Linked DNA regions of Homo sapiens: region 1 is linked to region 2. Evidence: chromatin loops called from intact Hi-C (ENCODE). Cell type or tissue: CD14-positive monocyte. All regions are shown on one strand. Region 1 overlaps FIG4 (FIG4 phosphoinositide 5-phosphatase). Region 2 overlaps AK9 (adenylate kinase 9).

Region 1 (5,000 bases), 250 kb before region 2:
AAACAGTACAATAGTATTGGGGTGGGGGTGGAAGGGACAATGATGTTAGACCCCTACCTCACATCAGACATTGAAATAAATACCAACTAAATGTAGGAAAGACACAGATTAACCCCTAATAGAAAAACAGGTACACACAATTTTCAAAAGAAACAGAAACAGCCAATGGATATATAAAAATCCAACTTCGCTAGTTATCAAATACTGCAAATTAGAACAACATACCATTTTCTGTCTGTTAAGTTGGCAAATACATTTCAAAATAGGCACTCCCATACTCTGCCAAGGGGAACATTAACTGTTTACATCCTTTCTGAAAGGCAATTTGGCAAATATATATCTATATAATATATATAGATAGATATTTTAAGCCCTAAAAATTATTTTTACCCTCTGACCTAATAAATTTGCTTCTGAACTTTTCATAAGATCAAAATATGCAAAAAGGTATATGTTCAAAGATGTTTGTTTAGAACAACTCTAAATGCACAAAGCAAATAACTAAATTATGATGCTTCTCAAAGATAGAGTACCATAGGGCTACTAAAAATCATGTTATAGAAGAATATTTAAGGTTATAAAGATTCATTACATTATCTAAAAGAGCAAAAGCATATTATAAATTACAGGTATAGTAAAACCAGAAGGATCATGTTCCCCTAAATATACAAGTGGCTATCTCTGGAAGGTGGGGATCATATGATTTATTTGTGAGCCATTCTGTACTTTGTATAATTAACATATATACTTTAGTAGTTGAAAAAAATGGCCAGGCATGGAGGCTCATGCCTGTAATCCCAGCACTTTGGGAGGCCTAGGCAGGCAGATCGCTTGAGCTCACAAGATTGAGACCAGCCTGGGGAACACAGGGAGATTCTGTCTCTACAAAAATAATAAAAAATATGAGCTGGGCATGGTGGCACACGCCTATAGTCCCAGCTACTTGGAAGGCTGGAAAGAGGGAGGATCACTTGAGCCCAGGAGTTAGGAACCAGCCTGGGCAACATAGGGAGACCCTATCTCTACAGAAAAAATAAATAAATAAATAAATAAAAATTAGACGAGTGTGGTCCCAGCTACTCAGGAGGCTGAGGTGGGAAAATCACTTGAGTCTGGGAAGTCAAGGCTGCAGTAAGCTGTGATAGCACCACTGCACTCCAATCTGGGTGGCAGGGTAAGACTTCACTCAAACAAACAAACAACAAGAATAGCAAACCCCTGCAGCCATCCAGATAACAGTGGATGGCCGTGGCTGTGTGGACTAGCGTGTCAGAAGTAGGGATGAAACACAGAAGATATTATTTTGGAGGTATAACCAACAAGATTTGTTGACAGATGGGATTGGGGAACAGTGATGAGGAAAAGAAATAATGCAGGGAGAATTCCTAGGTTTTCTGAATTGATCAATGGGTATTGAAGTAGAAAAAACAAGTAGAGAAACGGACTTGAGACAGAGTCAAGAGTTTCTGTCTCAGAAATGGTAAGTTTGTGATTTTGTTAGATTTCTGTGGTAGGAAGAAATTTGGCCCCCAAGACCTTTGCTCCCTAGTATCATACCATGAATATTTTCTACTACATGGTAAAAAGGACTTTGCAGATGTAATTAAGGTTACTCATCATCAACTGCAAGATAGAAAAATCCTAAATCATCTGGTTGGGTCCACTGTAATCACATTAATCCTTTAGAGGCTGAAGAGGAAGGCAGGAGGGGAAGGCAGAGAGATTTGAAGCACAAGATGTATTTGGTGCACTGTGGTAGGCTTTAAAATAGAGCAGGCCACAAGCCAAGAAATGCAGCAGCCTCTAGGAACTGACAGTGGCCCCCAGCCAACTGCCAGCAAGGACATGGGACATCAGTCCAATAGCTGCATGGAATTCTGCCAACAATGAGAATGAGCCAGGAAGCCTCCAGGTAAAAGCCCAGGTCAGCTGACATTTTGACTTCATTTTAACGTCATGTGACATCATTTTTACTCTAGTCTTGTGAGAACCTAAGCAGAGAATACAGCTCAGTAATGCTGTGTCCATAGACTTCTGATCCTCAGAAACTCTAAGATAATGGGTATTGTTTTAAACCACTGAGTTTGTAGTAATTTGTCATGGCAATGATAAAAAACTAATTCAATGGCCAGGCATGGTGGCTCACACCTGTAATCCTAACACTTTGGGAGGCTGAGGCGGGCAGATCACCTGAGGTCGGGAGTTCAAGACCAGCCTGACCAACATGGAGAAACCCTGTCTCTACTAAAAATAAAAATCAGCCAGGTGGTGGCACATGCTTGTAATGCCAGCTACTCGGAAGGCTGAGGCAGGGGAGTCTCTTGAACCCAGGAAGCAGAGGTTGTGGTGAGCCGAGATTGCGCCATTGCACTCCAGTCTGGGCAACGAGAGCAAAACTCCATCTCAAAAAACAAAAAACAAAAAAACTAATTCAATATCCCAGCAGAGATGCTAGGTAGACATTTAGATAAATGAGTCTGGAGTTCATGAGAAGTTAAAGTTAGAGCTAAAAATCTGAGTGTCAAATGCATGGTAGTCAAAAGCTGAATGTGATATCCCTAGGACAAAACTGGAAAAAGAGAAAGGTTTAGAAACACAGCAGGGGAAGTCAATAGGAGACTGAGACTCTCTCCTATTGACAGAGATCTCAATATCCCACTGAGAGATCTCACAAAGTGAAGTTTAAGAAAGAGGAAGTGGTCAACTGTGATGAAAGTTGTTGAAAGGTTGAGTAAGATGGAGTCAGAAGAGTAAACATTAGATTTGGCAATGTGGGAATTGTTGGTAACCTGGACAAGTACAGTTTCGGTGTCATGGCAGGGCAGTTGCCAAGTGGAGCAGGTAGAGAGAACACAGTGGAGACAACCCTTTCAAGAGGTTTTGCTCATGAGAGCAGAAAAATAGGACTGTGGCTGGAGGGGCATGTGGGATTAGGAATAGCTGGAAAGGGTGGATGGAAAATGCTAAGGTATGCTTTTATGTTAATGGCAATGATGCATTAGAGACAGAGAAACTGATGATGTACAGCAACAAGCATATAGTTAGGGAACACAAGAAGGCATGGGATTCAAAGAAAAAGGCAAGGTTTCACTTAAGATGGAGCAGGGCCACCACAAGCATTGTAATACAATATAGGGTAGAAACTATGGGTGCAGAAAAGGACGCCCTCTGCATTTGATGGGAGAATTAGAGGAAGTCCTGGCTAACATGGTGAAACCCCGTCTCTACTAAAAATACAAAAAATTAGCCGGGCGCGGTGGCAGGCACCTGTAGTCCCAGCTACTCGGGAGGCTGAGGCAGGGGAATGGCATGAACCCAGGAGGCGGAGCTTGCAGTGAGCCGAGATAGTGCCACTGCACTCCAGCCTGGGCCACAGAGCGAGACTCTGTCTCAAAAAAAAAAAAAAAAAAAAAAAAAGAATTAGAGGAAGTTCCCTTTCAATAACTTATTTTCTCACTGAAGCACGAAGCAAGGTCATCAGATGAGACTGAGGTGTTGTAGTTTTAAGGAGAGAGGACAAGTTATGAAATAGTCATTTTGGAGAGGGGAAGAATGAACTTACTATGGAAATGTCACAGGACAGTCCGTTGTCCTTTGGAGAACTGTAGTCTGTTTAAGAGTAATAAATTACAAACTTTTCTCTTGCCATGTACAACTGCTTTGGTTGCAGAAGAGGTGAAGAGTTGGGCTTTAACAAAAGTTACCAAGGGTATTAAAACAAACGTTATTAAAACAAAACATTTTTCCAACTGTTTTATTTCTGCTATTGCCAAATACAGCTTATTCACTCACAATCTGCTGTTTGAAGGATAACCTCAGAAGGCTATCTCACTATTCTTGATAAATTAAAATGTTCTCAGCATGTTCCCTTTGATGTCCCTCTTTCAGCAGTGAGCAGAAAGGGGAAGAAACTGCTGGCAGTCCTTTAGAGTACTATCATAATGCCAGGTGAAGCCACCTCAGCACCATCTTCTGGGATCACTGTCTTCCACACGTGATAAGCTTTGAAACCCTGACCCTGTGATATCGTTTGGATATTTGTCTCTGCCGAACTCTGGTGTTGAAATGTAATCCACAATTTTGGAGATGGAGTCTGGCGGAAGGTGTTTGGGTTGATGCACTCCTTGCGATAGTGAGTTCTCAAGAGATCTGGTTGTTTAAAAGTGTGTGGCACCTCCTTCCCCTCACCCCTTGCCATGTGAGACACCTGCTCCCCCTTCTTCTGCCAGGATTAAAAGTTCCCTGAGGCCCCACCTAGAAACTGAGAAGATAATGGCACGATGTTTCCTGTACAACCTGCAAAATCATGGGCCAATTCAACCTCTCTTCTTTATGAAATTACTCAGTCTCAGGTATTTCTTTATAGCAACGCAAAAACAACCTAACACACCTTGGGAGCTTTTCTCTTTAGATCCCTGTTGAGAACATGATTCCCCTCCATGCATGCATACACACATTCACTACATTCAAATTATGCACACGCATGTGGGTGTACATATTTATGTTAGGCATATATATACACACACACACACGTATATACAGCAGATCTATTATTAACTGCTGTAGGTTTCTTATCTTTTTTTTATAATAGGATTTAAATTCAACAAGCTCCAGCAAGAAAATCCAGGCTTAAAAATTTGCATTTAAAAAAAAATAGAAAGAGCTTAGCAAGGCCCTTAAGGGAATTAAAAGCTCTCCCTAACATCTGAAGAGATACCTATGCTTTCCCTGTAAAGCATCCTCCAACTCCCTATGTAACTAGTTATATTAAAAACTAAAAGGTGCTTCCTAGACCAACATGCATGCTAGCATGTGAAGCCTCAAGAACAGTTTTTAAAATGAATAGAAAAAAGGGTCAGGTGAGTTGACCCCATAGCATCAGTCCATCCACATAAACCAAGGGTAAAATTCCTAACAACCTAATTTCACTATTCTGGTTGCTTTTGTTTGCTTGTTTTTTGAGAGACAGTCTCACTCTGTCACCCAGGCTAGAGTACAAT
Region 2 (5,000 bases):
ATGGGACCATGTAGTTGCAGGAAAACAAGTTTAGGGCCCCCACTGATTCTACATTATGGTGAGTTGTAAAATTATTTCTTTGGATATTACAATGTAATAATAATAGAAATAAAGTGCACAATAAATGTCATGAGCTTGAGTCATCCCAAAACAATCCCCATCTTCGGTCCATGGAAAATTGTCTTCTGTGAAACCAGTCCCTCATGCCAAAATGGTTGGGGATCGCTATGGTAGGCTATTTAATAGTGTGTTAAAAGCTTACCATTTTCAGTGAATTGCCTCCACGTATTTCCCTATTTCCTGCCACCAAAACCAAACAAACAAATGAGCGATAAATTTTGAAAAGGAGTTCTAAACTTTGTGGAAAGAGTAACTGACCCCAAGTGCTGTTTATCCCTCTGGAAGAAAATAGCTGATCAAGAGGTTCAGAGGTACAAGGATGCAAGCCAAGCAACATGATTACCGCCATCACATCCTTTCCTGCAAAGTTCACTGTGCTTCTGCCCAAACGTTATTCCTACTTTATATAAAAATATATGAATACAGAGAAAGCCACTTTTATCATTCTCCATTACAATTTTTTAATGTCTCTTTCTTTAACAGGTTGATACGATTGCTAAAAGAAGGGCTGAACTTATATTAGAGAGAGATAAAAAAAGGAGGGAGGTAAGTAGTTTTGTTTTTTTTTTCAAAACAGGGTCTCACTCTGTTGCCCAGGGCAGGGTACAGTGGCACAATCATAGCTCACTGCAACCTCGAACTCCTGGGCTCAAGGGATCCTCCCACCTCAGCCTCTCAAAGTGCTAGGATTACAGGCATGAGCCATCACACCCAGCCTTTGCCTTCTGGCTTAAGACACTCTTGTAACAGCTTTTCAAGGCTGACCCTCTTGTAACCTGATTTCCATCTGTATAAAAATGTCCAGCCAAACAAGGAGAAGAGAAAAAGAGGAATATCAGAAAATACAACTTGCTACAAGTGCAACCACATGTCACCCTGGTGTGAATATGCTGGACTTCCGTACAGAGGACTGCTGATATTGTACAGTGCAACTGCAACTGCAACTGCAGGCACAAAGCATTGCAGAAGCGGGGCCAAAGTAATTGTTGCTTTGTCAAAACAAAATATTCACAACCAAAAGTAGATAAGAAAAAACCATTGGACTGAGAAAATTATGGCACCATGTAAGAATAAGAACCCTCCTCTTAATTATTTGCCTCGATTTTCATTCATTTATTCATTCAGTCCATCAGCAAACATTAATTGAGCTTTGTGTCTGACACTGTTTCAAATACTGGCAAATCAGCCATGAGCAAAACTTACAGAAATCGTAGCCTCATTATAATGCTCATTTCTCTCATCAAACATGTTCTGAAAGTTTGCTCTGTTTAAGGTGTCATGCTAATGTTTAGGATCAAAAAGATGTCCTAACCTGGAATTAAGTACAGTTAACTACTTTAAGCCCTTGGGAGTCCCTAGTGGTCCCCTTCTGAATCACTTCAAATGTTTCAGCAGTGAAGGAGTCCAGGCTTTGCAGTTAAACACACCTACGCAGTATCCCTTCTCCAGTTCTCACTGACTTTGTTCACTGCTCTCCAGTGCCTGGTGGAGTGCTGACACATGTGACATTCAACTTCAGTTGTTTCGCTGAGGTTGTATAACATTGAGTAAGTCACTTAGCCTCTGTAAACCTAGGGCTTTTTATTGTAAAATGGGAAAAATTAATACATTTAGTTTCCCTAATTAATAATAATTTAATTTCCCTTTGCTACTCTTCAGTTAAATCTTCTTTTCTTAAGAATTAATTTTCAGGATAAACTTTAAATGTTCTTTATAATTTTTTCATTTGTTAACATTAGAATGGTGTGATTTCTTCTGATTTTTCATTCGGAAATTCAATATTCTATGTAGAGGTTAAATAGGATTTTGTAAGTCAGCTCTCCTGAGACTTCATGTTTGTAAAACTGTCTGTGTATCCCACAAAACTGATACAAACAAACTCGCAGCACAACTCCTGAGATGTTTGATGAATAAAAAATTAAAACTGTATGTGGGGTTTTTTTTTTCCAACTCCTTTGATGGAAATTTTATATGTCCTGCTACTGACTCAGACAATAAAGTAGACAAAATATAGCATCTCAGGGATGAGTTAGTGTGCTTGTTACTATTGGTCAGTGTGCCACCCTAAGTGGCATCCATCCCGACTCCACATCTATACTGGAGCTCACTTCCATGAACAGATCCAGGGGGGTTTCTCACATTTGCCTTCTTATGCAGAATATGCAGTTCTGTGACTTGCCTTTTTCAGACTAACTGGGGAATCCCTGGCGGAGAAAGCCCTTCCCAGGTTTGTCTTCTTGCCCTAAACAAAATCATTGTCTTTACTGTCTTTTTAGCACTGAATGGGACATTTCCAACATTAGAAATCACTTCAATATCCCAGTCATTACTTGCATTAATTTCATAGGGAAATGTCGCCATCTTGTGGACCTGTAGTCTCAGAATGTGACTGTAAGGCAGCCCCTGGCCTTGCTTGTAATCCTCCCTCTCTTCCTGTCCCCTGGCTCCGTCTCTGGGTCTCCATTAGGTGTTGGGTAGCCACTGGGAGGTGAAAGCAAGGGAGGGCCAGGACAGGAAGCCCGGGGAGCAAGTGAGCACAGTGTCAGACTACGCCTCGGAGAAGAGTAATAGAGACACATTGTTCATAGGTACTGAGGGAAGGCCCAAGTCAGGGTCCACATGAGGTTGAAACAAGGGTCTGGACCAAGTACCAAGCCAAAACCATCTCCAGGATCCTCTAGGGAGAAGACAGAGTGTTTAGACCCAAAGGTTGATACACAGAGGGCTCTTCAGGTTGAAACAGCAAGCAAAAGTGTGCATGGGTATACGGGTTGGAGACAGATTCAAAGCACTGAAAACCAAGTAGTTCACAATAGCTGCTCCACAGGCAGTGTCAGTCACACCACAGCATAATAAAGAAATTTGGGATCTAGATAATGAGCACCTGTGTCAGGAAGCCCTGAGAACTCTGACAGGTCTTTTACTTCTTCTTCCATTTCTTCATGCTTTCCTCTTCCGTCACTTCTCTAATCATAAAAAAATCCATCGCTCTCCTGGCACAAGCTTCTGTCCAGATGTAGCTTCCCCTGTCTTCCCCTACCAGTAGACAGTTGTAACACAGCTTACCCCAAATCTAGTCCTGTCTCTCTGAGACTATGAATTTATTTGCTTTCTGCTTGTCCCCTCTGTTTTCTGTTTCTCTGTTCCCCTTTTCCGGCCTTCCTTGGATTATTTGAATATATTTTAGAAATTCATTTTAATTATCTATTGCCTTTTTTTCTTTTGAAAAGTGTGTAAAATTTTTATTTTATTTTTTCTTTTTCAATTTGTATTTTAGGTTCAGAGGGTACATGTGCAGGTTTGTTACGTGGGTAAATTGCATGTTGCCGGGGTTTGGTGTACAAATAATTTTGTCACCCAGGTAGTGAGCATAGTACTCAATAGGTAGTGTTTTGACCCTCACTCTCCTCCTACCCTCTACCCTCAAGTAGGCCCCAGTGTCTTTTGTTCTCCTCTTTGTGTCCATGTGCACTCAAAGTTTAGCTCCCACTTATGAGAACATGCAGTAGTTGGTTTTCTGTTCCTGTGTTAACTTGCTTGGGATAATGGACTCCAGCTCCATCCATGTTGCTGCAAAAGATATGAATTCATTCTTTTTTATGGCTGCATGGTATTCCATGGTATATATGTACCACATTTTCTTTATCCAGTCCACCATTAATGGGCATCTAGGTTGATTGCATGTCTTTGCTATTGTGAGTAGTGCACTGCATGTGTGCATGTGACTTTTTAGTAGAACGATTTCTATTCCTTTGGGTGTATACCCATTAATGGGATTGCTGAGTTAAATGGTAGTTCTAAGTGCTTTGATAAATCTCCAAACTGCTTTTCACAGTGGCTGAACTAATTTACATTCCCACCAACATTTCCTTTTCTTCATAACCTCACTAACATCTGTTATTTTCTGACTTTTCAATAATAGTCATTCTGACTGGCATGAGATAAGACACCACTGTGTTTTCGATTTGCATTTCTCTAATGAGTAGTGACATTGAGCATTTTTTCATATGCTCGTTGGCTGTGTCTATGTTTTCTTTTAAGTGTCTGTTTATGTCTTGTGCCCATTTTTTAATGGGGTTGTTGTTTTGGGCTTGTTGATTTGTTTAAGTTCCTTATAGATTCTGGATATTAGACTTATGTTGTACGCATAGTTTGCAAATATTTTCTCCCATTCTGTTGGTTGACTGTTTCTTCTGTTGATAGTTTCTTTTGCGTGAAAAAGCTCTTTAGTTTAATTAGGTCCCACTTGTCAATTTTTGTTTCTGTTGCAATTGCTTTTGGAGACTTTGTCATAAAATATTTGTCCAGAACCAAAACAGCATGGTACTGGTACAAAAACAGATACATAGAGCAATGGAACTCAGAAATAAAGCTGCACACCTACAATCATCTGATCTTCGACAAGGTCGACAATAACAAGCAATGGGGAAATGACTCCCTAGTAAATAAATGGTGCTGGGATAACTGGTTATCCATATGCAGAAGAATGAACCTGGACCCCTTTCTTTTACCATATACAAAAATCAAAATGGATTAAAGATTTAAATGTAAGACCTGAAACCATAAAAACCCTAGAAGAAAATCTATTGCCTTTTTAAGTATAACTCTATGCTTCGTTTTTTAGTAGTTATGCTAGAATTACAAACACATCCTTGGCTTTTCACATTCTACTTAGGGTCAATATTATTCAATGTAATATTGTAAAAACCTTAGAACTGTCTAGCTCCATTTGCCCCACCCATCTCCAACCCACTAACATCCTTTATGCTCTAGTTGTGATGTGTTTTACAACTGAATACATTACAACCCTCAAAAGAAATAGTTCTAATGTTTATATTAAATAGTCACATGTATTTTCAAAAAATTAATAGGAAAGTAAG

The links. Hi-C counts contacts between places; a loop is a spot of excess contacts. Peaks named below come from ENCODE experiments on the same cell type or tissue, not always from the same donor. Only the 100,000 strongest peaks of a DNase experiment are listed, where the experiment ranks them.
Region 1: a loop joins it to region 2, with 4 times the contacts of the local background. A loop is called at or near these places in 4 of 110 quality-filtered maps.

Annotation. Positions count from the first base shown.
Region 1 is chr6:109,769,879-109,774,878 of GRCh38, reverse strand. The region is part of intron 15 of FIG4 (FIG4 phosphoinositide 5-phosphatase); the gene reads right to left. Among named protein-coding and RNA genes, the nearest start is that of FIG4, 81 kb to the right of the region's middle. In CD14-positive monocyte, no CTCF peak of the experiment used is centred here; DNase peaks (open chromatin) are centred at 2,308, 2,778, 3,154 and 3,498; H3K4me3 peaks cover 1,615 bases; H3K27ac peaks cover 3,938 bases.
Region 2 is chr6:109,524,677-109,529,676 of GRCh38, reverse strand. It overlaps AK9 (adenylate kinase 9), which reads left to right. Exons shown (of 41, transcript NM_001145128.3): 29 at 604-666. Among named protein-coding and RNA genes, the nearest start is that of ZBTB24-DT, 44 kb to the right of the region's middle. In CD14-positive monocyte, CTCF peaks have their summits at 2,254 and 2,460 (motif pointing left); a DNase peak (open chromatin) is centred at 2,496.